Regions from separate parts of the Homo sapiens genome. Here region 2 is linked to region 1. A link is a loop called in an ENCODE intact Hi-C map of the cell type or tissue named here. Cell type or tissue: pancreas. All regions are shown on one strand. Each heading gives the region's core, and the rest is flanking DNA. Links, peaks and the distances in the headings are about the cores only.

What was found. Hi-C counts contacts between places; a loop is a spot of excess contacts. Peaks named below come from ENCODE experiments on the same cell type or tissue, not always from the same donor. Only the 100,000 strongest peaks of a DNase experiment are listed, where the experiment ranks them.
Region 2: a loop joins it to region 1, with 2.9 times the contacts of the local background. A loop is called at or near these places in 105 of 110 quality-filtered maps.

The regions. Positions count from the first base shown.
Region 1 is chr17:45,821,653-45,838,060 of GRCh38, reverse strand. It overlaps LINC02210-CRHR1 (LINC02210-CRHR1 readthrough), which reads right to left. Exons shown (of 15, transcript NM_001256299.3): 7 at 8,740-8,846; 8 at 7,847-7,967; 9 at 7,491-7,644; 10 at 7,121-7,181; 11 at 4,851-4,923; 12 at 4,524-4,609; 13 at 4,212-4,347; 14 at 4,013-4,054; 15 at 2,233-3,437. The coding sequence starts at 7,876. The coding sequence ends at 3,297. It overlaps CRHR1 (corticotropin releasing hormone receptor 1), which reads right to left. Exons shown (of 13, transcript NM_004382.5): 5 at 8,740-8,846; 6 at 7,847-7,967; 7 at 7,491-7,644; 8 at 7,121-7,181; 9 at 4,851-4,923; 10 at 4,524-4,609; 11 at 4,212-4,347; 12 at 4,013-4,054; 13 at 2,233-3,437. The coding sequence ends at 3,297. Among named protein-coding and RNA genes, the nearest start is that of SPPL2C, 15 kb to the left of the region's middle. RefSeq lists an enhancer at 14,011-14,512. In pancreas, for the core only: a CTCF peak has its summit at 5,731 (motif pointing right); DNase peaks (open chromatin) are centred at 5,250 and 7,590.
Region 2 is chr17:45,636,873-45,650,458 of GRCh38, reverse strand. All of the region lies in intron 3 of LINC02210-CRHR1 (LINC02210-CRHR1 readthrough), which reads right to left. It overlaps LINC02210 (long intergenic non-protein coding RNA 2210), which reads right to left. Exons shown (of 6, transcript NR_138260.1): 6 at 4,228-4,558. It also overlaps the pseudogene ARF2P. Among named protein-coding and RNA genes, the nearest start is that of LINC02210-CRHR1, 23 kb to the right of the region's middle. In pancreas, for the core only: a CTCF peak has its summit at 9,891 (motif pointing left); a DNase peak (open chromatin) is centred at 9,918.

The DNA of each region.
Region 1 (16,408 bases), core at 3,633-11,632:
GCGACCTTCCCCCACCACTGCAGCTTGGAGGGTCCCCAGTGGCTCCCCCAACTTTGTGTAGTCGCATGTGTGTTTTTCGGCTCATCACACCCCACTCACTCCCACAGGGGCCTCGCCACCCCAAGCTGAACCTGAGCAGAATGGCCCAGATGCCTGGTCTCAGGGCTGCCTTCTCTGCGACGAAGCCCAGAGCGCATGTCTGCCATGGGAGATGATAGAACTCTGGGCCTCTGGGCTGCAGGTTCTGAGGCTCAGATGTTCCTGGCTGTTCCCTGAAGCAGCCCCTCCGCCCTCAGATTCTCTCAATGGGAGGGGAGCCCCAGGCTCCATCTGCCTGCCCAGGGATTCCGCCTCCAGCTTCTCCGATGACCCTCAGACTTGTCTTGGAGCTGTCCTCTTGGTGGCCTTCCAGAGCCAGAGGCTCTGAGCTTTGTGTTTTTTGGGGGGTCCCTGGGGTCCCCCCTGGGTGGCTGCTCATCTCTCACCCAAGACCTAGCACAGTGCTGAGCACACAGTAGGTGCCCAGAAGGTGCCTGGCAGTGAGAGCAGCCAGGAAGCCCACTCAGGAAAGCGGGGTGCGGCCTGGCTGGGCTTATCCACACTTCCTGGTCTGTACCGTCCCTTCCCTGTCTTCCCCTCACCCCCACCCTCTCGGCTCCTCCACCCCTGCGGTGCGACCCTCATCCCATCCCCACTGGCATTGTCTCGGGAAAGCCTCGCCTTCTCACTTCTCCACCTTCACTGGGTGAGAGGCAGAGTTGGGAAAGCTGTCTCCGTTGTGGCCATTAGAGACTCAGGTCACTTCTAGTCTCTCCAGGCAGCCAGGACCCTTTACTGGGCTTCTTCCCACTCCCCACAATATCCCCCACGTTGCTCTGGAAGCCTCCAGCCTACCTCTGTCACGGTGCTCCCTGGGTCCCCCACCCCATCTCTCTACTTCAGGGCACAGAGCTTGGAGAATTGGCAGAGCAGAGTACCCCATAGGGCCTTCAAGGATATCCTTAGCTACACCCGGGCCCAGGCCCTCCCCAACGAAACGTGCCCTCCCTCAGCAGGAGCTGCGGGGCTTTCGGCACTGTGTCACCTTTGTCTGTTCCTGGTGTCCTGACACTGCAAGCTCTTGTGTGCGCCTGGGTGCACAAGTGCACATGTGTATACACACGTCCCACCCACGGGGCTCTCCTCCCTGGTTAGAGAGACCCAGAGACAAGGCCCGGGCTGCAGTGGGGCCCTGTGTCCAGTTCTGGTGTTCCACCCACACCCCCTGCCCCTCCAATGCAGCACACACTGGCTTCCACCCACCCGCACATCACTGTGCCGGAGAACTCTCTCTGGCCCTCTGTAGCCTGATGTGGGAATGCAGAAGAGTTCATGTCCCCCTGGGAGCAGCCCTCAACCCGCAGCTGATGGGAGATGGTGGATAAATACCCCAGCTCCCTCACCTGTTGGGTGGGATGAGGGAGGGCTTCCCCAGCGGAAGGGAGCTCCAGGCGCCCACAACAGTGTTGGAGTGTCAGTCCTGCCCCAGAGGCCACCCAGGGCTATACAAGCTCTGGCCCGGAGTTGGGGGCACTGAAGCCAGCAAGCCAGGGGAGCCTGAGTGTGCCACCCACCTCAGAGCGGCACTGGCCAGGGCTGGGGCATACCTGTCTCTTGCTCACAGGCTACCGTGTCCCCCTCTAGCCCCCACCTTTCCCCTGCCTTCCTTGCCTGGCTTCACTCCCTGTTGCCCTCTCTGTACTCCCCTTCCCTCGAGTTTGCACAAGAAACCTCAGGGTCTCAGGGATGGCTTCTTGTGGCGGCCCTAGTGGAGACAGCTGCATTCACAGCCTGTCCAGTGGCCCAGCATCCTAATTCTGCTTCCCACCAATCAGCACAGCTCCTGCCTGGGGCTGGGACACACTCCCGTCTCCTTTGTTCCTTCCCCTGACCCATGGTGTCCCTCCTCTGCATCCCTAACCGTGGCCCTCCTCTCCCTCTAATTCACCTCCTCACAACAAGCTGTCCCTAACTAAGGGGGCCCTGGCCAGACCCACCTGTTCCTCGAAGCCCTCCCTCCTGCCCTCACCCCTCTCCCGGCCCTCAGGGGCTCTCCTGGCACCATCCTTGCCGGGGTGAGAGTGGGGTCAGGTTTCTCAGCAACACAGCAGCCCCTGAAAGCTGGGAAGCAGCCCCCACCTCTGTGAGACACCCTCTCCATCCAGCCCCCTGTGGAGTCCAGGCCTTCACAAATGCTGGTTGAAAAGATAAATATTATTTATACCAGCCACCCGCCTCACAGCCGACACCCTCATCTTCTAGTGCCCCCCAAAGCCCTGCCCTGGCTGTCCAGTCCCTCTGGACATGGGCAGGTCAGTGGGGGCTGCGGCCGGTCCACACCTGGAGTGTAAGCAGCACGTTGTCCCAAGAGCCACTTGGGCAGGGGTCTTCTCCTGGCTTGCTTAGCTAGTGGTCCTGCCCCAGAGGCCATCCAGGGCTACAAGCTCTGCCCCAGAGGCTGGGACTGGGACACCCCTGGCTCTTGCTCACAGGCCACTCTGCCCCCTCCAGCCCCCATCTTCTCACAAAAGAGGAAAAGGAGCAGGAGGTGACTGGTATGGGGTGGTTAAGTGAGGGGAAGCTGGCCTGGCCTGCAGGGTACTAAATGTTCAGGGTGAAGGCAGCAAGGCAGGGCATTGCTGGTGGCAGTGCCACAGTGCCAGTAAGGTTCTGGAGGCCTGGGGGGGTGACTCTAGTGCTGTGGCCGCAAGTCTGATGATGACACCTGACTTCTGTCTCCAGGGTTCCTGAGTGAGGGCCCTTGGTTCCCAGTGGTGTCGGAAGGCATCACCGAGGTCCAGAGGCGTCATCGTGGTGAGTCAGAGGCTGTCACGAGTTGCCCATGATGCCCCAGGGCAGCAAATGGCCTCCCCACGGTTGCCGAGGGCAGCCCCAGGGCCCAGTGGGCTGGCCTTCTTGTGCTCTGGGAGAAGACAGCCTTGGAGGGACATGCGTGCTGCTGTAGGTGTCCAGCGCCCCATTTCAATTCATTCCCATGTCCCTTCTCCAGGGAGGATTGGGCAGGGAAGCCAGAGGCCCTGGGCCCGGCCCAGTCCTGTAGGTGACTTTCCACTCATGAGCTAGAGTCCTGCACGGCTGCAGGGGGAGAGCGGCCCCCCCAGGCTGTCAGTGCCAGCTGCTCCTGGGGGAGTGGGCATGAGACCTAACAGGTCACCTCCACAGGCAGGGTGGTCAGGGAGCCTGGCCGTCATCCCCCCAGCCACAGCTCTTTGGGGGCTGCTCCATGACCTGCCAGCTCAGACTGCTGTGGACTGCTTGATGCTGTGAAAGCTGACACGGGTTGGGGAGGTGGGGATGGACATGGCACGGGCCACTCGGGCACGGATCGAGTGCTTGTCCTGCCACCGGTGCCACCTCTTCCGGATGGCAGAACGGACCTGTGGGCACAGGGAGGAGCACGACATCTGAGCCTGTGGCTCAGGACCCCCTCCCTCCCCTGGGCCGCCACGAGCAGCTGTGCAGGTAAGCGGCTGTGCAGGTCAGCTGAGTACATGGAAGTCCTCAGTAGGGGATGACACTCACAGCCTTAACACGACTGCTTTGCATATTTGTCGGAACAGGTTTCTCAAATGTCCTGGGGAAGGGGCACCCTTTTCTAACCCACACGAAGGCACCATATGCCCTTTGCCATGAAGGCTCCCTGCCCTCAACCCACATGTATCCCCTGCCCAGGGCTCAGCCCTTCCTGGTTTTCACAGGCTCATCAAAGATACTGGAGCTCTGGCTTCCAGCCTGGTGCCAGCGGCCTCTGAGAGCAAAGGAGGGGGCTGTCACTGTGGGAGTGGACAGGTGGGAGGGGCCACCCTGGGGCTCCCAGCAGCATACCCCTAGGGACCTAGGAGCAGGGAGGGAGAGAGGCAGCCCTGGGAGGGGAGGAGAAGGCTCTAGACAATCGCCAGTCCCAACAGGCCTCACAGCCCTGAACCCCGCTGCAGGGCCCCCGGGTCCTCACCTCACTATTGAGGAAACAGTAGAACACAGACACAAAGAAGCCCTGGGGAGGAGAGAGGAGGCGTCAAAGGTCGGCTGCAGGTGTTGCCCACCCAGCCTCTGGGCTGCCCCTTGCTTCTCCCTGGCCTCCTGCCCTCCAGGCCTCTGCTTGGCAGAATCCCCACCCAAGGAGGTGCTGATGTGTCCCTCCAGGGCTGTACCTGGAAGGATTCCAGGAAGGAGTTGAAGTAGATGAAGACGACCCGGGAGACCTCATCCTCCCCGGGATTGACGAAGAACAGCATGTAGGTGATGCCCAGGAGGGGCAGCAGCACCAGAGTGGCTTTCACAGCCTTCCTGGGGTGGGGCGGGTGGGGAGGCTCGGAGTCACAGCCCACCCCAGGACGGGCTGCCCGCTGGCTCGGCAAAGAGGGCCAGGTCGGGGGAGGGAGTGGCAGGTCTCTGGCACGTGAGAGGCATGGGGAGCAGGGGTTTCATCAGGGGGAGGCCTGAGGAAGGTGGTACCCGGTTACCTGTACTGAATGGTCTCAGACGTGGTGGATGCCCGGAGCTTGGTCATGAGGATGCGGACGATGTTGAAAAGGAAGATGAAATTGATCTGCAATTTGAGCACACCAGCGGGCCGGAGTGTGCAAGAGGCTTGGGACCCAGGCTTCTCAGCTCTGGCCTCAGTGCCCCTGCTGTTCTCCCTCCTCCTCATGAGCACCTGCACATCTCTGACCCATGCCCCCTCTTTGGGTGGCCCCCACCTCTAGGTAGAGGAGTCCTTTCTGTCCACGGTTGGCACTGATTGCCCCTCCCCACTGGGCCCTGTCTCCTGCCCCTACCCAGGTTCTTACCAGCAGGACCAGGATCATGGGGCCCTGGTAGATGTAGTCGGTGTACACCCCAGGCCTTTTGCCAAACCAGCACCTAGAAGGCCACAGAGGAAAGGGGAGGAAGGGTCATCTGCGTCCACCTCGATGGCATGGGGAGGGACAGTGCTTGGCCAGGACAGGACTGGGGCTGGAGGCCAAGAGGTAGATGTCCCAATTCCAACCCTGGCAGAAGGTCAAGTCACTTGATCCCACTGCCATGCCTCAATTGTCCCATCTGCAGAACGGACAGCATCCTCTGTGATGAGATGCAAAGTTGGAAGCAAGCACCGGGGCAGGAGGTAGACAGTGGGAAAGACTGAGTGGCTGGGAACGGGCATGGGCCCAACACGAGGCTGCATCCTCGGCTCCTCCTCACAGTCCCCTGGCAGTGGCTGAGGCCCAGCATGCCCTCTGGGGGGCTGCTGGTGGGAGTGGCACCACACCTGTCACCCAGTGGGCACCCAGCAGTTCGCAATCTCAGCCTGAATCTGTCCAGTCACAGCCTGAACAACCTTGAGAGGAATACTTGCACAGGTTCTACCTGCTGCAGGAGGTAATTGCTTTGCATTTTCCCGAGTGTCCCTCCAGCAAGCTCCAGGGAGGCCTGGGGAGTGGGTGGGGACCAGACAAACTGGAAGCCCTTATGTCCTCGTGGGTATGAAGACCCCCAGTGGCTAGATCTCATAAGCCAGAAATTGAGATTTGTAAATGAAACCTTTGGATTTTTTAAAGGTTGGCTACAAAATCGAGTTTTCAGAAAACACCATGCTGGCCACACACAGCTTCTGAGGGCCGGGTCCAGTCCTCGGGCCTCTGGTCTGCAAGTTCGTTTCTGGTTTCTCACACCCAGATCCTCTCTGTTGCAGTGTTGAATTCTCACCACCAGGTGGAGCTTCAGAGCCGCTCAGACTCACTTTCTCCTTTAGCCCAAACAGTTTTTGTTTTGCTTTGTTTTTTGAGACTCATGGAGTCTCACTCTGTTGCCCAGGCTGGAGTGCAGTGGCACGATCTTGGCTCACTGCAACCTCTGCCTCCTGGGTTCAAGAGATTCTCCTGCCTCAGCCTTCCCGAGTAGCTGGACTACAGGTGCGCACCACCACACCCAGCTAATTTTTGTTTTTTTGTTTTTTTTTTAGTAGATACGGGGTTTCACCATGTTAGCCAGGCTGGTCTCAAACTCCTGACCTCAAGTGATCCGCCTGCCTCGGCTTCCCAAGGCCTCAGCCAGCCTGAGTCAGGAGGGAGTCAGGAGGGAGTCAACCACATAAACACGCAAGATAATCTTCCAGGCTCCTCTTTCAGCCCAATGAAGCCGTGCAGGCCCCCTCCCCTCCATGGGGGAGGAGAGGGCTTGTCACTGTGGTGGAGGCCACTTGGACGCCAGGTCCGTCAGTCAGATAGGTTCCCGGGAACACTTGTTTGGCAAAGAAGGTCCTGGGGCTCCCCTGCCATCCATGTCCACCTTTTCTGCCCCGCTCTCTCTCAGTGGTTCTCAATCTGAGCTGCACATTAGAATCACCTGGGCAGTTTTCAAGACTTCTGGGTGCCAGGCCACACCCCAGACCAATTGCGCCTGATTCTCTGAGGGTGAAGCCTGGGCATTGGTACTTTTCCAAGCATTCCAGGTGATTCTAATGTGAGCCAAAGTTGAGCTCCACTGCAGCAGAAATCAAGTTTCCAGGCACGATTGGAAACATCTGAGTCCATTTCATAAGGAACCAAAGAACTTCAGAGCTGGAAGAAGCCTCTGAGATCATCTAGGTCCACTTCTATTAAATTCATGGACTCTTTTATTAAGATGTCTTAATATTAATAGAACACATTTATATAGCATTTACTCTATGTGCCAGGAGCTATTGTAAATGCTTAATATAGATGGACTCATATCACCCCACAACAGCCCTTTGAGGCAGTAGCATGTCCATTTTACAGATGAGGAAACTGAGGCACACTGCAGTAATCTGTCCAAGGTCACACAGCTATTTGAACCTGGGCAGTCTGGCTCCAGGCTGCTTCCTGTGTAAGCTCAAGGCAGATAAAGGAGGCTGGGTCCTGCTTGTCCAGCCCCACCCAGGCAGAGCACAGGCAGGGACCCTCTGAATGAGTCCAGCCCCCAGATCTCTCCCTTTATAGATGCAGAAACCATGGTCCTGAGGGGAAAAAGCCAGCATGGCCAATGCCCGTGGGGAGTGTCACCAAGCTGGGCTGGGAGCCTAAACCTTGGGGTCAGGAAGGGAAAGGAGATGACTTACTTCTCATTGTCGTAGTACAGCTTCCCAATGGCCCAGGCCACAATGATGGGGAAGGGCACACCTGGGGGAGAGATGGGCTGTCACAGAGCCCTCAGCGGGGGCTGGAGGATGTGGGCCTGGAGAACCCCAGTGCAGCCCAGGCTCCAGGGGGTCTGGGGTTACTCAGGGTGGATCTCAAACTCACACACCTCCTTCAAGGTGCTTCTACTGCCGCCCACCCCCAAGAGGAGCAGAGGGCTATCGTGCACACCTTACCGCCCCAACCCGACCTCCATCCCTCAGGCCCCCCAGCCCGCTGGCCTGAGTCTGGAGGAGAGGGCAGCCCGGCGGCCGCCACTGCCCAGGCTGCGGAGGTGGCTGCCCAGCTCACCCCAGCCAATGCAGATGAACATCCATTTGCGCAGCCGGTCAGTGGAGTAGGTGAGCACGATGGCTGTGTGCAGGTAGCAGCCCTCGCCGAACATCCAGAAGAAGTTGGTCACATGGAAGTAGTTGTAGGCGGCTGTCACCAACCTGCACCAGCCCTGCCACCCCACCCCCAACCAGAGATGATGATGGGGGGCAGGGGAGGCACCAAACCCTGGGCCTGGGCCTCCCCAGGGCAGGACAGGGCATACCCTGGGATCCCACTCCTGTTCTGTGGGCTCCTCCTCTGCAGGGCAGGCGGGCCCCTCCTCTGACCTGGGTTTGGCCTGACCTGCTCCCCGCTCCCCTGCCAGGACGTACCACGTTGCTCTGGTGGACCTCGGGGCTCATGGTTAGCTGGACCACGAACCAGGTGGCGTTGCGCAGGATGAAGGCGGAGATGAGGTTCCAGTGGATGATGTTTCGCAGGCACCGGATGCTCCTGGTGCAGCAGGGCGGGTGGATGATGGGAGCGATAGGAGAGAGAGGATGAGGGGTAGGCCACCTCCATCACCCCAGCCCAGATGTGTAGATGAGGAAACTGAGGCACAGGGTGGGGCTGACTGGCCAAGTCACACAGGGAGGTGACAGCCAGGCTCTCCTAATGCCCCATGGAGCCCTTCCTGCCTGCAGCCCACCCAGACATAAGCCCCAGGCAGAGCCTGGCACTCCATGGAGCCTGTGCTCCATGGACCAGGGCAGCTGGATTCCTGGCGATGCCCGCTTCCCCTGGGGGTGCCTTCTACTCCCTGCCATTCCAGGATGGACAGTCACAGGGGTCAGCCCTGCTCCCAGCCTCCAGCCCTGATGCTCGGCTCCTGATCCCAACCATCCCCATCCCCGGCTCTGCCACCTGCATCCTTGGCGGTAGTGCTGGGGCCCAGGTACCTTCGAACCTGAAATGGGGCACCACTCCATGGAGCCCCCACCTCCAGGGCTCCATCTGCCTGGTCACCCCAATGGGTGCAGCCTGGCCTGGGTATGGGTGACATAAGACAAGTTTTGTCCCTCCCCACCATTCCAGCAGCTACTGGGGAGAGGGCAGAGCGGCTCTGCCAGAGGTTCCCAGAGACCTGAGACTCTCAGATAAGCCAGCCCCTGCCACCCTCTCCCAGCAACCCCCACCCCAACCTAGAGCTGCTCCTCTCACTTCTCCACCCTGCTTCTGCTCTAGGTCCTGGGGACAGGAGGAGGCAGTGCTGGGGTCTTCTCACCTGAGCCGCAGAAAGAGGACAAAGGCCACCAGGAGGGCCACCAGGGAGATACAGTGGCCCAGGTAGTTGATGATGACTGCGACATGGTAGTGCACCTTGCTTTTTTTCTGGAGCAGGAGAGAGGGGCAGAGGTGAGCCTTCTGCTGGATGGGAGCTGCTCTGTGAGGACATCGCCTAGGGGTGGCTGGGATGGAGCGGGTCATGATCTCAAGGGCCACTCCCCCTTCCTGAGCATCTGCTGAGGGTCAGGCCTCGCTGCAGAGCAACGCCGTCCAGTTTGAGGCTCTGCTTGTCCCTGAATCCCATGCTGTGTTCACTGCTCCGTGTTGTGTCGAACTGAATCTCCACATCACGTGGGATTCCCCACTCCACATGGACCCCCCGCCCCTGCATGCACAAGCACATGTGGCCGGCTCACAGGTGCGCCCTCACACTCGCATCTACCCATGCTGCCACCCAGTCAGAACACCAGGTGGACCTCTCAGCTGCAGAGACACCAAACTCCCGGGATTTCTCTTCTCCACCCATTTCTGAACTGAGTCACCACCTTCTCAGCCACCCCTAAATCCCTCCTGCTGCAATGCCGCCTGCTCCTGTGAGCAAGGAGGGGCCGGGCAGCTGCTGGGCTCTGGCATCCACAGAATCAGCAGAAACCACAGAAAAGTCTCCTTAGGCTCCATAACTCACTTTCCGGGGCCTTCCCCATCCCTGGCCCAAGGGGATCTGTGCAGAGTGAGCAGGATCCTCTCCCAGGACTGTAACACATTCCCCGGGTTTATTTCTTAATGAATTTAATATACTGATGGAGGTCACTGCCCTCCTCTTTACAGCAATCTTGAGTTCCAAGAGTGGTGAAGCCTTCCTGTTTACAGAGGATTTTCATATCTGTTATCGTCTTAAACCATCAGGGCAACCCCGTGGGGGGAGCCGGAAAGGCATCTGGGCTTTATTTTGTAGGAAAACAGCACAGAGGTTATGCTGACGCGCTGGAGGTCGCGCAACTCCAAAACCACCTCTTGCCTGCACATGTAGATTGGCAAGATACGAAGGCTGCAAACAGGTCCCCAGCCCATAATAGGGGACTGGTCAGTCCCCATGCCCAGCTCTCTGCAGACTCCTGCCCAAGAGCACAGCCCCCATCCACACTTTTATAGGTCCCAAGAAGCAGGGCCTAGAAACCAAGAGCTTGACACGCAGTCAAACTCCAAAGCAGTGTGTGAGTGAAGGAAGGAAAGACGGGTGTTGAAAAGCAGGTGACTTTGAGAAGGGAGGGGTCCCTGGCAGCACCTCCCTTCCTCCCCGTTTCTAGGCTCTAGGGTGGGGCTGAATGATCATGAGGCACAAAGGTGGGTGACATGCAAGTGCTGAGAAGCACTGAGCTCACAACGGCCCTCATCATCTTCTCAGAGCCACCAAGGAGCTACTGGCCACCAAGGAGCTACTCCATAGGCCTTCCTGTTGGAATTACAGAACCCACTTGAAACCAGAGATCAAGTCCAGCCCTATCCACCAGGCATCCCAGGAGAAGCCAAGACCCTATGCCCAGTTCCGCCCGGCCACCAAGGCCCTTCTGAAGGAGCACCCTCATTGGGGAACCTCTCCAGAGGCTGCTACAGAAGCTCTGTTCTTGGAGCTGGTTTCCAGGCAGAGGCTTTCTGGAACATGGCAGGTAATTACATTAGCAACTCCAGCCTCCAAAGGACTGGGATCCAGGGAGGTGTAAATGAAGGCAGGAGAGACAGAGACAGAGAGGGGAGTGAGGAGAGGGTACCTATCACCCGTGCAAGTGGGGAGGGTCTCTGAGCGCCTGGCGGCAGATGCCCCAATCCGGAGGCTCTGGAAGATATGCACACATCACAGGCTGTCTGGAGCTGGTATTTAATATCCTTTTATTAAATTTTCCACAAATCCATGCTGAGAAGCCCCTGGGTAATGACAACATGTGTGGAGCCGAGCATGGCACAACACCCCGGCCTTGTTCACAGGCCCAGGCTGGGCGGGAGGAGCGCAGTGTGCAGGGAGACCCTTCAGTGCTGCCTTCCAGGGCCCCTGCCTCACTCCCGAGTCAGGCCGTACCGGGCCCTTGGGGTTGGAGTGGGGAGGAGTTATCTGTTAAGCACCTGCTGTATGCTGAGCACTGTGCCAGGAGCTCTGCAGACACTACTGCTTTTCTTTCCCACAGCTGCCCTTGGAGACTGCTCCTCTCATCCCAGTTCTTTCCGTAGAAGAGACTGAATAATTGGCCACGCCACGCAGCCGGTATCTGGAACCTGGGTCTGCCTGGCTTTAAGCTCCCTCTTTTCCCTGTTTCCCAGGGACATTTCTTTTTTTGGGTGGGGGAGGGATGGAGTCTCACTCTGTCGCCCAGTCTGGAGTGGTGCAGTGGCAGGATCTCAGCTCACTGCAGCCTCTGCTTCCTGGGTTCAAGTGATTCTCCTGCCTCAGCCTCCCGAGTAGCTGGGATCACAGGCATGCACCACCATGCCCAGCTAATATTTTGTATTTTTTGGTAGAGATGGGGTTTTGCCATGTTGCCCAGGCTGGTCTCGAACTCCTGAGCTCAGGCAATCCACCTGTCTCGGCCTCCCAAAGTGCTGGGATTACAGGCGTGAGCCACCGTGTCCGGCCCCCTGCGACATTTCTTGGGGGACAAGCAGGAATTGAAAGCAGAGGCACTCTCTGGGGTGGTCTCACGCCACTTTGGGCCCAGGAGCCTCGGGGGACCTCCTGCTGGGACAATAGCGCCCAAGAGGGCTTTCCTCCAAGAGCCTGAGGGAGAATCAGGCCAAACCATTCCCGGGGGACAAAGTCTCAGTGTGCCTCCCTGAGCAGTCGGGCCTGGGCCGGGTTCAAGCCCTGTCTCTCATCGGCCACATCAGCATCATGCAACCTGAGAAGACAGCTGGAGAGACAGCCTGAGGGATGGCTGCTGATACCCTGAGACAAATACATCCTGCGACACCCAGACAGAAGCCAGTGACACTGTGACATTTCCAATAACAACCAGAGTTCTGGCCAGCATTATTTAGAGAGACAGCAAGGCCTTAAGAGGCACCCAGGAACACCCTGAGAGGTGGCCAGTGATACCTGGAGAGGAGAGTCAGCAGCACCCCCAGGGACAGCCAGTGACACCCCGACCGATGGCCACGATAACAGCAAAGCAGCTGGGATGTCCGAAGGACAAATGGGCACAGCTACCCCTCGGGCCCTGACCAGCACTCCATCTCCATCCAGTCTGGAGACCTAAGACCAGCAGGCACCCCGCCCTAAGGAGGGTGGCACAGCGTGGTACTTGGCAGAGGCCACTCCGCTGTACCCTCAGTGATCTGAATTGAATAAGCAATTTGTGCCCGGCTGACTCTGACTGGACTCTCTGCAGGACACCACCTCGTCCCAGGCGCTGCAGTGCCAGATCCGTCCTGATGCCTCTCTGGGTTGGTGGCAATGAGACCTCCCTTCCAAGCTCCCCACTGGTGCCCACTCCATTCTGGCACGTCCTCTCCACCGAGGCTTCCAGAGCTACTCCTCTTACCCTGCAGTGGGCACTCACTCCAGCCCCTCGATCCTCAAAGGGTGGCCCCTGGCCCAGCAACAGCACGCAGAGGAGCACGCAGAGATCTTGAGGAAAGTGGAATGTATGCCCTACGCCAGGCCCATGGAATCGGAGCTTGGTTTTAGGAAAAAGCACCTCTGCAGTTCAGAAGCCCTGGTCCAACCACCACTCACCTCTCCCCACACGGTGAGCAGTGAACCTTGGTCCACAAACCAGACCCCCAGAATCCGTTTCATGTCCCACCACGGTGTGCTCTCCCAGGCTGTGCCTGAGGCCCAGGCTCCTGTGCGCAGCAGAACGTGGGGAAAGGGGATAGAGTGTGTGCAAGTGTTGGGTGGGTGGGGGAAGGCTGGACGGTGGGGAAGGGAGTGAACAGTAGTAGCGGGAGGTGGTGGGGGGAGGAGAGGGTGCTGATACAGGCAGCAGGTGTAGGGGTGGTGCTGGGGGCTCAGTGCCATCCCCCGGCCAGCCATGCATGCAACAGTTGGGGGCCTGTCCCCTGGTGGTGCTGGCTGCGGGCAGATCTCCTGGGGTGCCTGGCCTTGAGGTGCCCTTGCAAGTCCCATTTCACAGGCAGACTTCTGCGAATCCATTATCTGCGATACCCCAGGGCGCTGGAGCTTAATTAGGGCTTAGCCCAGGCCCAGAGCTGAGAAACCTACCACTCAATTAATTGGATACTTTCCTCTGCAGTTCTGGGAGGGGTCTGGCGAGGCTGGGGGCTGGCAGAAGGGAATGGCATTTTCACTAATTAAACTAATCGATTACCCAGAGTGCTAGGCACCAGGCCAGCAGGGGCTGCAGAGGAAAGAGATGGCAGAGCCAGGCACGGATGGGCTGGGGGGTGGGGCGGGTCACTCCCCCAGGTGTACACTACAACCTCCCCTGACCTCACAGGGGAGATGAGAGACAGGGGGCGGCAGGTGAATGGAACGTCTCCCATAGGCCAAGACAGGCCAACACCACCCTTCCATCCCCAGAAGGCAGAGATCTGAATTCCTGGCCACCATTTTTGGGAACTTGGTGAGGTTAAGTTGCCTCCTCAAGGTCATGCAGCAGGTTCCCGTTGAAACCCAAACCCTAAGGTCCGTGCTATTCCCACTGCAATGCAAAGAGGGGGCTGATGAGACCGGGCTCCCGATCCTCTTCCTTGTCCTAACCCTGCTGGTGGACAGAGGTAGAGACCCCTGTCCTGGCAGGGTTGGGTGTTGCAGGGCAGGCTGAGGGTGGCTAACCTACTGCCCTTAGGCCTTTGAAGGGTGCTGGGGAAAATGGGGGCTGCCGAGTGTCCCCATCAGCCAACTGAAAAGAAGGGGCTTGCAATAGAGCAGGAGAGACAGGTGAACCACGAAGACCCCGCGCTGACCCTCAGGAGGGTTGAGTGCAGGGCGTGAAGCTGGGACAGACAGTGCGGCCTGCAGCCTGACCTCATGGCTTAGCTGTGCCTCCTGGACACCATCCCTCTCTGCAATGGCGTGTGGTCCTGAGTCACTGACAGCACTGACCCGCTCCTCTGAGCACCAGCCCTGTTTCCTTTCCTCCCACCTCCTCTACTGTGTGCCAGGCTACGGGCTCCTCACATCCCTGAACGGTCTTGCCCACTCCCACCCCACCAGCCAAGGCCAAGGCCATCTCCTCTGGCCCAACTAAGTCTCCTAACCTGGAACCCCACCTCCTTCCCCCAGTCCAGGAGGAGCCCTCCTCCCAATCCCAGGACTTCCCAGGTGGGCTCTCTGTGTGGGGGCTTAGCAAGCTGAGGGCTTTCCCTGCTCAGATCAGATCATCAGGGAGCCTGACCAACCCACCCCAGCCTTGAGTGCCACCCAAAGGTCTGGCCTGTGGGATCTGAGATGCCAGGCAGCCCCTCGCCCTGCCAGAGCAGCACCGTGGAAGAACTCGTGAGTCTTTTAAGCTAGGCATTGACCTAGCTGCAGCTTCCGGAAGGAGACAGCAGAGCCCCGCATTAGCTCAGTGACTTGAGGCCAGGAAGCCAGGGGTGGGGCTAACCAAAGCTTGCCAGGCCGGGGTGGGAGCTACAGGTGAAGGAAAGTGATTCTTTCTCCGTTAACTTTGTTTCACGCCAGATACCTGGCAGTGGGCAAAGCAGAGCCTGGGCTGCAGAGCCTGTGCTCCGGAGCCTGGGCTCCAAAGCCCTGGGTTCCGGGCTCTGACTTAACTGCCAAAAATACAAAAATTAGCCCAGCATGGTGGTGCATTCCTGTAATCGCAGCTACTCAGGAGGCTGAGGCAGGAGAATCACTTGAACCAGGGAGGTGGAGGTTGCAATGAGCCGACATCGCGCCACAGCACTCCAGCCTGGCGACAGAGGAAGACTCTGTCTCAAAAAAAAAAAAAAAAAAAAAAAGGGAATGTCCCAGAGCCACGTGACCTTGTGTGAATCATTCCCCTTTTCTGGGCCCCAGTCTCCCCATCTGTAGTGTGAACGGGTCGCACTAGATTAGAGTTTCTCACTTTTGCCCCATCAGAAGGCTCCCCTGGGGCACTCATGAAAGACACAGATTCCCAGGTCCTCCTTGGACAGTGTGATTTCTTAGGTGTTGGGTGTGGCCCTGGGACCTGTATTTGGACAAGTGCTCTGGGAGATTCCATTTTTTTTTTTTTTTTTGAGACAGAGTCTTGCTCTGTCGCCAGGCTGGAGTGCTGTGGCGCGATCTGGGCTCACTGCAACCTCCGCCTCCCTGGTTCAAGTGATTCTCCTGCCTCAGCCTCCTGAGTAGCTGCGATTACAGGGATGCGCCACCATGCTCGGCTAATTTTTGTATTTTTAGCAGAGATGAGGTTTCACCATGTTGGCCAGGATGGTCTCGATCTCCTGACCTCGTGATCTGCCTGCCTCGTCCTCCCAAAGTGCTGGGATTACAGGCGTGAGCCACCGCACTTGGCCCCACTTTTTTTTTTAATGGAATTTCGCTCTTTTTGCCCAGGCTGGAGTGCAATGGCACAATCTCGGCTCACTGCAACCTCCGCCTCCTGGTTTCAAGCGATTCTCCTGCCTCAGCCTCCCGTGTAGCTGGGATTACAGGTGTAATCCCGCCACACCCGGCTAATTTTGTATTTTTAGTAGAGATGGGGTTTCACCATGTTGGACAGGCTGGTCTTGAACTCCTGACCTCAGGAGATCTGCCTCTGGACGATTCTTATAACCAGGCAAGTCTGGGAACCTCAAGATGGGAAGGAGAGTCTCCACGGTCCCTTCCAGCTCTGATCTTTAGGCGACGGGATTCTTGGGACTGCTTAGGTCAGTCTCTCTCTTCCACAATCAGAATCCCTGGCCCTCGGACAGCCTGGGGTGTCCCCCCTTCTGCCCTTTGACCCCCGTCTTCCTCAGCACCAAGGGAGAAAGCGTCGGGTGGGAAAGGAGACAGGGTGGGAGAGACCGAGGGCAGTAGCAGCTCCAGGATAGATATATTTGTGCCTCTGCCAAATATCACCCTTCAAAGATTATTCATTGCAGCAGCATTTGTAATAACTAAAGACTGAGAATAAAGACTGGTTTAAATAAGTTATGGTACATTTTGTGATATTATGCAAATGCAAAAAGAATGAAGATGCTCTTTATGTACTGATATGGAACCATCTCTAAGATAGATGATTATATGAAAAAAGCAAGGTGTAGACAGTGTGTATAACATGCAACATTCAGGTAAAAACAAAAAAGAATACGTATACAAAATTACTCGTGTATGCGGAGAATGTCTCTGGAAGGACACTTGTGAAATTGGCAAAATGGTTGCCTCTGGGAGGGAATCCAGTGGCTGGGGACGGGGTGGGAGGGGACATTGTATTCCCATTTGTACCTTCTGAGTTCTGTGTAAGCAATATCTGCTCAAAAACATTTAACATTTTAAAAGGCTTTCCAAGGGCTTTTTCAAACTGCATTGCTACCTCCATCCCGTCCCTGGTTTCCATACAGCCCTGTGGCTGGAACTGGATGTATCTCTCAGGCATGTGTTGTGGAAAAGGGTGGGACTCCTGTGACCGAGTCTGGTCTCCCTTTGCACCCCCAGGACAGTCCCATGCCCAGTGCAAGCGGCTGCCCGATGAGCACAGGGAGAAGGAAGGAAGGAACAAGGACCCATCTCATCACCATCAGAG
Region 2 (13,586 bases), core at 4,975-12,974, 190 kb after region 1:
GTGAGATTGATTTTTTAATGGGAGAAAAAGAGACTAGATATTGGGGCACCTAGGGCACCAAGCACACAGACATGACCCCAAGACCTGGAACCGATGCACAATTGGCCACAGAGATGACAACAGCCCCAGATAACACCTGTGGGGCACTTTTTAAATGCCAGGCACTGCTGCCATCTCCTTATAAGCATGAACTTGGTGAACTCTCACAACTCCATTTTGTAGTCCAGAAAACTGAGGCAAAATGTGGCTAAGTAACTTGCCCAAGGCCACACAGCTAATGCATGAACCCAGGCAGCCTGGCCTCAGAACCTGCCCTTCTAACCATGCAGTGTGACACGTAATCATGGCCGTGGCAGGGAGCAGTCTTCATAGGATCCAGAGGAGATAGTAGCCCCATGGGACAAGAGCACTGACCAGGAAGGAAGGGCTGTCACTACTCCCTGGCGATTTGCTCAGTGCAGGCTCTGGGCCTCTGGCCTTGGCACTGGCTTCCTGGAGACAATCCTGCACTCCCTGGCCGCTGCAGTGTGCTGGCTGGAAGATTGCTGATGAGAAGGTGATGGTCTCCAGGAGGACTTATTTGGCCTCCGGTGCCAACTGTGGGTCAAAGGAGCCCAGCTCCCAAAACCTTTGACACCATCTCTTTTTGTTGCAGAAACAGCCGGCCAGATGGTCAGCTCGCTTTGCCAGGTGCCCAGATCCCTGCCAGCACGGCTGTCTGAAAATGTCAGCAGAGTAAAGGTGTGTTCCCACAGCAGCTTTCGAGAGGTACCAAGAAGCCTTCCTCTGCAGAGCCCACCGTCTCTTCCCTGGCACGTCCTTCCCTCCCTAACTCTCCTTGTCGTCTCCTCCCCGGGCTGATACCTCCTACCCCAATGTCTGCTCCTGATCTAATAGTCAGCACTATTTGAATATCCCCATGTGCCAGGCACTATACCAAGCCTATTGCAAGCCTCTTCTCATTGAACCCTCACCACTGCATCCTATAAAGCAGGTACCATCTCTTCTTTTTATACGCAGGGAAGGGAGCCTTGGGGCCTTCCTTAACAAGCCCCTGGTCACACAAATGCTAAACGGTGGAGCTTGGATTCCAAACAGGATGTGGTGGCGCCAAAGCCTAGCTCTTTAGCTGGCTCTGTGAAGACAGGCCTTTGCCTTCTAAGCTTCATACAGGGGTCTTGGGGTCTTCTTTCTTTTAGCATTGGCTTTTTCAGTCTGCCTACCTTCATCTTGGATGGGAAACTAAGTCAAAACAAGGGTGTTTCCAAGAGTGGAGCTGGCAGCCTCTGTCACAGGCGGATGGGAGCCCAAGGCGTCATCTTCATCTAATGCTAAAATGCTTCACAGGGATTAAACACACTGCCTGCTGCAGTGGTTCCTAGGGGGCCAAGTGGGGGCTGGGTGGCTTAATTTGGTGAGGTGTGAATGTGATGGCGGGGGGAACTTTTGTGAGGGATACACACCCAGGACATGCAGGTAAAGGAAATCCAGACTGGATCCACCTATAGTGCCAAACACGCCCACATCTAGTCTGGCTTGACTAGACTTGGACATGTTTAATCAAGCTGCCCTGATTTACTGCTGGCTGCATTCTCCAGGCACAGCGCCATCTGCAGGGAAGCCCTGCACCAGCAAGGGTGGGGGGGCTGGTCCTAGGGCCTGTCCCAAGACCCTGTGATGGTCAGCATTTAAGGTAAAGTTTGTGAGCTACAAAGCCGGCACCGATTGCTGTCCTTTCAAGCTTAGGGCAGTCGTACAGGCACCACCTCTTCTCAACAACCAACCTCCTGAAATGATTTGGGCAGATATTATCATGCCCATTTTACAGATGACGAAACTGGGCCTCAGAAAGCCAGTCACCCCCCAGCGATGGTGCCAGGCAGGATTCCAACTCAGGCTCTTTGACAAAAAACTCTGGGCTCTACATCTGCCTCTCCTGATGCAGAAGAAAGAGAAGAAGTGTGGAGGGTGAAGGATGAAGCGAAAAGCTGCTGGCTGGATGGACTGAGAGCCAGGATTCGTGGCTTGGTTCTGTTCGCACTGTCTCTGCTGCCAAGCCCTACTCACCCCAGCCAGGAAGAGCAAACATTCCCAGACACAACATCCTCCTGGGTCTGTCATCAGGTTGACACAGAGAAAACTGAGCTCCTTACAGGAGACTGTCAGGGTGGGCTGGGGTGGAGTTTTTAAGTGTCTCAATAACTGGGAAGATAATTGAAGACATTATATTTTTTACTCTTTTCAGTGCCTGTCTCAGCAGCAAGCACTTGTCAGCCAGATCTTGGAGGCCAAAGCCTGTCTACCCTAACACAAAGAAGACACTCAAGTTGTCTAAATTCATCGACTTTTCTGAAATTTGAAATCTGCAATTTCCCGAGCTGTGTTCTGTTGTTAAGTGGCTGTCCAAATTCCTGAGCTCATGTTTAAGTGTCGCTGATAAAGAAGGAAACAATCCAATCAGGTTTACATTGGCGGTTCAATTAGGCACATATGAAGTAGTCACTCCAAAGCGGTTCACAGCAAATTTATTCCTGGGACAACCTTCTTTTACCACCCAACTTAAATCTCCCAGGAATTTGTTCCAAGAATAGAAGCTAACTGCTATAATATCCCGAGCTAATTGCAATACTATCCTGATTGGAGCCTAATTAGAAGGCAGATCTGCCTCACTAGCCAACACCACCTCTCCTCCTACACAGAGCCCTCAGAGATAGATTCTCTTGTCCTAGACAACTTTGTTATTTGATTATCTACACTGCAGCTCTTTCTTGCTAATTTACCACTTTTACATATTTATGCCCCCTAATTAGTCAACAAGTATTTATTAAACACCTACTGCATGCTCATCCCATGCATCCCAAGCAAACAGAAGGATGTTTGCTTCTGGTTCCAAAGAGAAATACATGCTTCTTTGGGGTGCTGGTCTCTTTTGGGGTCTTCAGTCAGATGAACAAGTAACGTATATGAGCAGAAGCTCATGCCTGTAATCCCAGCACTTTAGGAGGCCAAGGTGGGCAGATTGCTAGAGCCCAGGAGTTCAAGACCAGCCTGGACAACATAGTGAAACCCCACCTCTACTAAAAATACAAAAAATTAGCTGGGCATGGTGGTGTGCACCTGTCATCCCAGCTACTTGGGAGGCTGAGGTGGGAGGACCACCTGAGCTCGGAAAGTCAAGCCTGCAGTGAGCCGAGATGGCACCAATGCACTGGTGCATTAGACAATGCCTGGACAATGAACCTTGTCTCAAAAAGTAAAATAAAATCATACATATGCAGGAGTATTTGCACATAAAACACACGCCTGGAAAAATACATGTCTGGGGTATTTGCATATGCCTTGTGGAGAATTTCTAGGCTCGGTTAAAAGGAGAAAGAAACTAAATTATATTGTTCTGGAACTCTTCTCCACATCACTCAGCCAAGGAGCATAAGGAGAGTGCTTTCATTTCATTCATTAACTCACCAAATATTTGCTGAACATTGACCCTGTGCTTGGCCTTGGAAGAGAATTTTGCAAAAACACAGTCCCTTATTTCAGATTTGACAACACAGTGGGGAGACTGTATCTTTTTTTTAACGCAAATCATAGCACAGAGGCAACATTCAGGACTGATGAGGAAATTTGGCTCTTGGGAAATGGTCAGAACAGCTCATTCTGCTAAGAGCAGAGCATCTTGAAAAGTTTTACCCTGCTCGTTGCCCCACTTAGCCCTCTGCAGGTCGAGGAAGCAGAGGAGGGAGCCACTCCTGTGGACTCAATTCTCACCCTCGCTGGTGAAAACAGAAATGATGGGTTCACATTGCTCACAGCTCCCCCTGGAACGACTTCCTTCTCTCCACTTCCAGACCCAAGCCCAGGCTTCCCAGGTTTCACCTTTGGACCTTTTCCCACTCCCCGCACCCGGGGCCCAGTGCTCAACCCACCTCTCCGCCCTTCACATCCTTCCGTGGTTAAATGTTGGCTTCTCTCTTCCCATCTGTGGCTGTCTGTTACCCCAAGTCAAGGCCTTACATCATCTTGCTCGCCTCAGGGGACCCACCCCTCCTGCAGCCTCGGAAGGCTGAACTCCTCCGGTGCCCAGTTTGTCCTGACCTCAGAAGTACAACCCACTCCACTTGGAGGAAGCAAAGAGGGTTTTTAAAGAAATACAAGCAGCTTCACTGAGAGCTCATGGCTAAGCTCAGATTTTAAGAGGACAAGAACAAGAAAAACTAAAAGACAAATTGTAAGAATAGTTTCAGAAATGTTTACTAATGAGATGAATACATGGAAGGCGTTTAGCACAGTGCCTAAAACACAGTAAGTAACCAACAAATGGTAGGTGGTATTAATACTATTATTATTAAATCCCAGAATGACGGGATTACAAGAAAATGCACACGTAACAAAAGCAGCCTTAAAAAGCTAATTTTTTTTTCAGGGCCAGAGCAACAGGAAAGAGATAGACCCATTATTCAAGACAGATGATGTAATGTGAATAAAAGAGTGAACATTTTCAAGTGTCTTTTCTCCTAATATTCTTCTATTTTCTTTAGAAGAGAGAATAATCTTCAACCTGGAAAGGATAATAAACATGATTATGGGGAAATCGGGATCTAAGACAGATGATGCAGCACTCAAGGAGAACCCTTCCGCTTTATGGGAGCCCAACACTCTTAACTCCAACTAAATATATATAAACTAAACTCAAGGAGAGCCCTACTGCTTTATGGGAGCCCAACGCTCTTAACTCCAACTAAATATATCCAAGACCTTTACTGTGTGATTGCAAACTCCTACTGTAAATATTGAGAAGTCAGGAAGCTGAGAAGGGTGGAGAAAAATTAGAGATGAGCAAATGTCGCCCAGGTTTGTGAGAGAGAGAAGGTGGATTCCAGAAACTACAGATGGGTATGTCTGAGGTTGATCTGCAATCAGATAGGCTTATAAAAGATGGCAGATGTTACCAGTGGTCAAAGCGGCTTACTAGGAGTAATTAGTCAAATTAACCTTATTTCCATTGCTGAGGGATTGGTACATGAAGGCATTGCTACGCATATTGTATACTTAATTTTAGCAAAGCACTTGATAGAATCTTTCAGGATTCCTGGTGGATAAGATGGAGAAATAAGGGCTAGATTTAAAGTATGATTAGCCAAGTTACATAGATGGCTGAACATCCACATCTAATGAATGGAACAGTGTCCACTACAGAGCACATTATAGGTGCTTAGTAAATATCTGTTACTGTTACACAAATGAATCAAGCTGGAGGGAAGTTTCTGATGGTATGTCCCCATCTAATTTTATATATATATATGGAGAGAGAGAGAGAGACAGACAGACAGAGACTTCCTCTGTCACCCAGGCTGGAGTGCAGTGGTGCCATCTTAGCTCAGTATAACCTCCACCTTCCAAAGTCAAGCAATTTGCATGCCTCAGCCTCCCAGGCAGCTGGGACTACAGGTGGGTGCCACCACACCCAGCTAATTTTTGTATTTTGGGTAGAGATGGGGTTTCACCATGTTGGCCAGGCTGGTCTCCAACTCCTGACCTCAAGTGATCACCTGCCTTGGCCTCCCAAAGTGCTGGGATTACAGGTGTAAGCCACCGTGCCCAGCCTTATTCAGTATTTTTTATCATGACTCAGATGATGACTTATGAGTCATGGGTATCAAATTTATAGGAAGCAAAGCTTGGAGGGAGATCTGATGCATTCAATAACAAAATCCAAAATTCAAAATGAAGCCAACAGGTTAGGATGATGGGCCAAAGCCTAGATGAAATGAAAAGAGACAAATGCCAATCATTCATTATGTTCTTAAAAGCAGGTGCACAAATGCAGAAGAGGGAGCCCCGGCCCCATTGCATTTCATGCAAAAGAGATCTGCAGGTCTGAAATGATCCCAAGCCCAGTGTGCTTCATTAGTATGAGGCGGCTGCCAAACACAGCTGCAAACTTAGGCTACACAAGAGGATGGAGAAAAAGAGCCCCAATATGCATTGCCTCAGCAATAATAGCTCGTATTTATTGAGTGCTTATTATACTAGATGCTGCTACTGCGCTGTGTTTACAGAAATGATCTCATTTATGTAAGTACCCGGGGGTGTAGTCTGCTTTCTTTTTCTTTTTTCTTTTTTTTTTTTTTTTTGAGACAAGGTCTTCCTCTGTTGCCCAGGCTGGAGTGCAGTGGTGAAGTCTTGGCTCACTGTAGCCTCCACCTCCTGGGTTCAAGTGATTCTCATTTCTCAGCCTCCCAAGTAGCTGGGACTACAGGCGCGCGCCACCATGCCTGGCTAAGTTTGTATTTTTAGTAGCGATGGGGTTTCACCATGTTGGCCAGGCTGGTCTCAAACTCCTGACCTCAAGTAATCTGCCTGCCTCGGCCTCCCAAAGTGCTGGGATTACAGGCATGAGCCACCACACCCAGCCTTGGGTGTAGTATCGATCCAAAATGATATCTGATGTACAGGAAGGGGGAAAGATCTGTTTTGTATGTAAGAGTAAGTTAGTAGAAATACAGTGAGGAGAGTCATGAATGGAGGGGAACATTGAAGACACAAGGCTGGCGGAAGGCTGCAGGATGTTTACACCCCTGGGACCCCGAAGAGGTCAGTGAGAAGAGAGTCAAGTTAGATTTCAATCAGATGGCACCATAGACCCGGCTAAGATTGAACCGGGTAGGCCTACCCTAGGATGATCTAGTTCGGGAGCCCCCCTCCTTGGGGATCGTTTTGGGGAGGGGTTTGTGCAGTGGACAAAGGATGAGATCAAGAGGAGACTATGTTGAAAAAAAAAAATGCCAGCCAGGCGCAGTGGCTCATGCCTGTAATCCCAACCCTTTGGGAGGCCGAGGCGGGTGGATCCCCTGAGGTCAGGAGTTCGAGACCAGCCTGGCCAACATGACAAAACCCCATCTCTACTAAATATACAAAAATTAGCCGGGTGAGGTGGCGCACGCCTGTAGTCCCAAATACTCAGGAGGCTGAGGCAGGAGAATCACTTGAACTCAGGAGGCGGAGGTTGCAGTGAGCCAAGATCATGCCATTGCACTCAGCCAAGATCACGCCTTTGCACTCCAGGCTGGGTGACAGAGCAAGACTCTGCCTCAAACAAACAAATAAAAATGTTGGGGAAAGGAAGAGAAAGCCAGCAACTTCCTGGGTATCCAAGTCAGGCACATCAGCAGGTGTTTGTGTGCTCCCCCCAGCAAGTTCCTCACCTCCTTTACCAGGGGTTACAGCTCCATGAGAGAAAAGCCTGATAGATAGAGATGGAAGAGCCCCTTCTCCTAATGGTGGCTGTGTCTCTGCTTGGCTTATCAGCAGTGTGACAGTTTGCTGTTTTGATCGCTCTCCCTTGCCCAACCATTGCCAACCCAGGTTGAGCCCACCTCAAGGGATTGGGCAGATAGAAAGTGTGGGTCAGTACAATCCTCACAATAACTTAGATGATGACATTAGAGCTCAGTAAGGTAGATGTTTTTAACCATGGTCACACAGCTGGCCTACAGTGGAGCAAGGATTTGAACCCGGGGTCTTAATGCTAGGATCCAAATTGTTAACCACACAGCACTGGGCTGGCATCTGCAGAATCTCAGGTTCCCCATGGGTCCCCACATTTTAAGAAGGATGTGGACAGATCAAAGGGGTAGCTCCTGGAGAGCTACCAGGAGAATGGGAGAATGGGAGAGGCTGGAAATCTTGTCCTGTAAAAAACACAAGGAGAGCCAAGTACAATGGCTCACACCTGTAATTTCAGCACTTTGGGAGGCCGAGGAGGGCGGATCACCTGAAACCAGGAGTTCGAGACTAGCCTGGCCAATGTGGTGAAACTCCATCTCTACTAAAAATACAAAAATTAGCCAGGTGTGGCGGCTCACGCCTGTAATCCCAGCTATTTGGGAGGCTGAGGCAGGAGAATTGCTTGAACTCGGAATGTGGAGGCTGCAGTGAGCCAAGATCATGCTACCGCACTCCAGCCTGGGCGACAGAGACTCCATCTCCAAAACACACACACACACACACACACACACACACACACACACACACACACACACACACAAAACAAGACAAAAAAACAAAAAACCTACAGGTCATCAGGGAATTCTGTCTGAGATAAAAATGACTTGGGAAAATGCAATAACTGTCCTCAAGCTCTCAGAGAAATGTTATGTGGCAAAACAAAGACATTTATTTTTCACAGCAGTACTAGAATAATAATGATGTATTTCAACATTCTAAGGTTTAGAGTTCTCTTAAACAGGAGTGGGCTGCTTTGAGATACTGAGCTCCCGGGCACTGAAAGTATTCAAGCAGAAGCTGGACGCCATGGGCCAGGCTTTCTTTTATTAAAACCGAGATGCTACTCTTCCTCTTCTCAAAGTGCCTACAGAACAGCTGAGACCTACTTACCCAGCTCGTTTGTCACTATTAGTTTCATGACTATAAATTTCATACAGCTTTACTGAGGGATAACCTATGTACTGTACAATTTACCCATTGTAAGTGAACAATTTGATGGTTCCTAGTAAATCTATACAGTTCTGCAACCATGACTACAGTCCAGTTGCAGAAACTTTGTGATTATAGATTTTTTCCCCAAAGAACATTGTTAGCATCAAGGGTAGATCCAGGTCCCATGGGCCGTGGTCTCCGCTGACCTAACAGCAGGCCTCTGTGCTGTGGCTCTTTCCTCATATCCTCTCCTCATTCCTTCTTGGGAGTCACCTGATGCTGCCCTGCCACATGCTGCTTGGCCTTCCTGGGCCCTGGGCACCTCGCCCCTCCCCGAGTTGTCCCCGCTGGGCACCTTTGCTTCCTTCCCTCCTTCTTTGCCATGGCTTGGGGGCAGGGGCTTGGTCTTCAGCAGATTCCAAGGCAGTAGGGTGTACTTAGAAGTATGTGAGCCCTGATAACCCAGACCTGTATTTGGCTCACAGCCATGTGGCCTCCAGCAAGTCACCTTATTTTTTGTTATTTCTGTTTTGTTTTGAGACAGGGTCTCACTCTGTTGCCTAGGCTGAGTGCAATGGCTCAGTCTCATCTCACTGCAGCCTCTATCTCCCGGGCTCAAGTGATCCTTCCACATCAGCCTCCCGAGGAGCTGTGACTACAGGCACACACCACCACACCCAGCTAATTTTATTTTTTTTGTAGAGATGAGGTCTCACTATGTTGCCCAGGCTGGTCTTGAACTCCTGGATTCAACCAATCCGCCTGTCTCAGCCTCTTAAAGTGCTGCGATCACAGGCATGCGCCACCATGCCTGGTGACTTTATCTTCTTGAACCTTAATTTTTCCCCTTTTGTAATGCAGACATAATACACATGCCTCGCTCAGTGCAAAGATCAGAGATGATGTGTATCAAGTGACTAGCACAGTATCTACTTTTTTTTTTTGAGACAGTCTTGCTCTGTTGTCCAGGCTGGAGTGCAGTGATGCGATCTCAGCTCACTACAGCCTCCACCTCCCAGGTTCAAGTGATTCTCCTTCCTCAGCCTCCCAAGTAGCTGGGACTACAGGCGTGCACCACCACACCTGGCTAATTTTTGTATTTTTAGTAGATAGTTTCACCATGTTGGCCGGGCTGGTCTCGAACTGCTGACCTCAAGTGATCCACCCACCTTGGTCTCCCAAAATGCTGGGATTACAGGTGTGAGCCACCATGTCTGGCCAATATCCACTATTTTTAGTAAATGATAGCCATGATTACTGCTGCCACCTTCATTATTGACACTCAAATGTCCTCTGCTCTGAGTGCTTATTTTGCCTTTCTCTTCTAGGATATCCCTGTTTTCTGGGTCTCTCCTGGTGTCCAGCCATTACCACAGGCACAGAGATGGATTCCTCTACACTTGGGAAACCCCAAGGCTGACCCCAGCCAGGGATGCATGTGGGTTACTTGGGAATGGAGCAGCAGCACCACCTAGTGGCAATGTGCAGCAGCATGCTAATTACTGGCCAAATGCAGGAGCTTGTCTAATAGCTACTACATCAGGACACCTTGGAAGTCACCTACTCCAGCGGTTCGTCCAGCACTTGTGTGGCCACAGCATCCTCCTAGAGAGGGCTTCCCATGCCATGCACTAGAACAAAAGAGGATGTGGAGAATGAAAGACAAAATAGGAGAAAACTTCTCAGTGTAATGCTCCTCAGGGACCACAGGGTAGTAAAAAAAAGTTTAAAAAGCATCTCCACCAGATCTAGAGACAGGAAGTAGGTCAGTGGTTAGTGGTTGCCCAGTGCTGCGGAGGACAGGGGAAATGAGGAGTGACTGCTAAAGGGTACAGGGTTTCTTTTCAGGGTGATAGAAATGTTTTAAAAGTGGCCAGGCGCAGTGATTCACGCCTGTAATCTCAGCACTTTGGGAGGCCAAGGCGGGCAGATCGCTTGAGGTCAGGAGTTCAAGGCCAGCCTGGCCAACATAGTGCATCCCCGTCTCTACTACTCATACAAAAATTAGCCAGATGTGGTGGTGCACGCCTGTAATCCCAGCTACTCGGGCAGCTGAGGCACGAGAATCGCTTGAACCCAGGAGGCAGAGGTTGCAGTGAGCTGAGATTGTGCCACTGCACTCCAGCCTGGGTGACAGAGTGAAACTCTGTCTCAATAATAATAATAATAATAATGATAATGATAATAATAATAATAATAATGCTGATGAGTTTGTGGCCAGCACTGCTGTTCATACTTGGACAAGATATCTCCAGGGAAACACCGGAGCAAGACATTCAAAGGTAGGAGACACTTAATCCTCATAACTCTATGAGGCAGGTATCAGTATCCCCATTTAACAGTTAAGCAAACTGAGGCTCCGAGATACAGAGGCTAAGAGTCAGTGGCCTGAGGCTAGCAGCCAGTGAGGGACATGGCAGGGATGCAAACATGGCTTTCAGAGACCCAAGTCTTTCCTTAAAACTACTGTACTGAAAAGTGCTCCCCACTTATACTTACTTTGACTCACCAGCTCCAGTGTCACAGTGTGGGAAAGGCTGTAGTGGGTGTGCCGTGAAAAGGCAAGGCGTACTGCCAGGGCCTAAGGCTGGGACAGCACATCTCAGTTTGTCTTCCATAAACACACCCTAGGAGTTTCAATAGAAACTCTGCTAAAATTGATGAGGAAAGAGATTTCAAGAAGTTCAATACATTCAGAAGCACATGACTATCCTCTCCTCCTTCCAAAGCAAGTTCTTTATCGTCTGAGCAATCAATAAGTGTTTAACGAGGCCTGGCACTGTATTAGGTAAGCTGTAGCATAAATACAAAAGTGTAAGACACAGTCCCTGCCCATTTGAGGCGTACAATCTAAATATTTCTCAGAGGCCGGGTGCGGTGGCTCACACCTGTAATCCCAACACTTTGGGAGGCCGAGGCAGGCGGATCATGAGGTCAGGAGTTCAAGACCAACCTGGCCAACGTGGTGAAACCCTGTCTCTACTAAAGATACAAAAATTCGCCGGGCGTGGTGGAGGGCGCCTGTAATCCCAGCTACTCAGGAGCTTGAGGCAGGAGAATCGCTTGAACCCAGGAGGCAGAGATCACACCATTGCACTCCAGCCTGGGCAACAAGAGCAAGACTCTGTTTCAAAAAAATAACATAACATAACATAACATAACATAACATAACATAACATAACATAACATAAATAACATAAATAACATAAATAAAATAAAATAAAATAAAATAAAACAAATATTTCTCAGAAATTACTCCATGGTTAAAAAGCAAATCTGGACTTAGTTGCCAGTATTGCAATGAACATTCTTTAAATTCAATATTTTGAAGAAAAACATGATACCACACATTTATCATGGAATGAAATTTTTTCCTAGTAATATAAACTTCATTGTTATGAATAAATAAGGTTTGCTTCAGTTAAAATTCACCTGACATGGCCCTCCTGTATAATTTTTTATTTAATTTTATTTTTAAAATTTTATTTAAAATTTATTATATTAAATTTGGGACAGGTTCTTGCCATGTTGCCCAGGCTGATCTCAAACTCTGGGCTCAAGCGACTCTCCCACCTTGGCCTCCCAAAGTGCTGGGATTACAGGCATGAGCCACTGTGCCTGGCCAATCTTCTATAATTCGAATAAATATTTCTTGAAAAAGTAGTTTTAGAAGGTTAAATAGGCCAGGCGTGGTGGCTCACGCCTATAATCCCAGCACTTTGGGAGGCCGAGGCAGGTGAATCACTTGAGGTCAGGAATTAAAGACCAGCCTGGCCAACATGATGAAACCCTGTCTCTACTAAAAATACAAAATTTAGCTGGGCGTGGTGGCGGGCGCCTATAGTCCCAGCTACTCAGGAGGCTGAGGCAGGAGAATCGCTTGAACCCGGGAGGCAGAGGTTGCTGTGAGCCAAGATCACGCCACTGTACTCTAGCCAGGGTGATAGAGCAAGACTCCATCTCAAAAAGAAAAAAAAAAAGAAGAAAAAGTTTAAATAGAAGTGCTTAGGTACTAATATGGCCAACAATTGTCTGGACAAACGAGCTCTAGGCTACTTAGTGAACCTCCTCTCCGGGATATTTTTATTAATATTTGGAGAACAACATAAAACACATTTCCAAGTGGTTCATGAGATGCCATGGCCATCCAAAAGAGGGAGGCAATGCGCCGGAGCTTGGTCTTGACAAGAGATATTTTCCATAGCAAAATTTACCACTAACTCGAGGGCAATACCAGGTGGGCTGGGAATCTCACATCTCCCAAATTAGCCTCTTGATTCTGTCACAAACTTTCAGAACTCAAAGGCTTGTGGTTCTGGGAATGGAAACTAACCAAACATCATCTGGACTGAGACAGCCAAACCTGGAGACAGCGCCATCCCAAAAGTGAACCGTCTGCTTCATGGGAAGAACATTTATCTCAGAGCAGGGAGGGATGTAGCAGCTGCAGTCGCAGGGGACCGAGACCCAAGACGGTGATGCCCAGAGCACAAACACGACCCTCCACTGGCCTGTGGGGCTCTGGGAAAGAGCTTCGGCCTCACACTGGGTCACCTCCCCACAGGGTCCCCATCTGGCAAATAAGGGAAGGAACTAGCATAAGGAAAAGGCTGGATACCTTCCTAGTGTTATGAAGTATTGATATGCCAGTGAAAAAGCTCACGGATGTCTTTAAATAAAGCGTCTTACATCAGGAACTCTGGGCTACAATATAGTTTCAGGGAAAAGTTCCAATCTGAGCCTCTTTGCACCTGCAATAAGCAAATACCTTTTCTTTCCTGAGGATCATTTGCTTAAAGCACTGAAGAGTGAGCTGCTAGCTGCAGCAGTGGTGGTAAAGAATGACGATTTCTCGGTAGCGCAGTGGCTCATGCCTGTAATCCCAGCATTTTGGAAGGCTGAGGTGGGTGGATCCCTTGAGCTCAGGAGTTACAGACCAGCCTGGGCAACATGGCAAGACCCTGTCTCCACAAAAAATACAAAAATTAGCCAGGTGTGGTGGTGCACACCCATAGTCTCAGCTACTCAGGGGGCTGAGGTGGGAGGATTGCTTGAGCCCGAGAGACGGAGGTTGCAGTGAGCTGAGATCGCACCACTGCACTCCAGCTTGGGCGACAGAGTGGGAGGCTGTTTCAAAAAAAATTTTT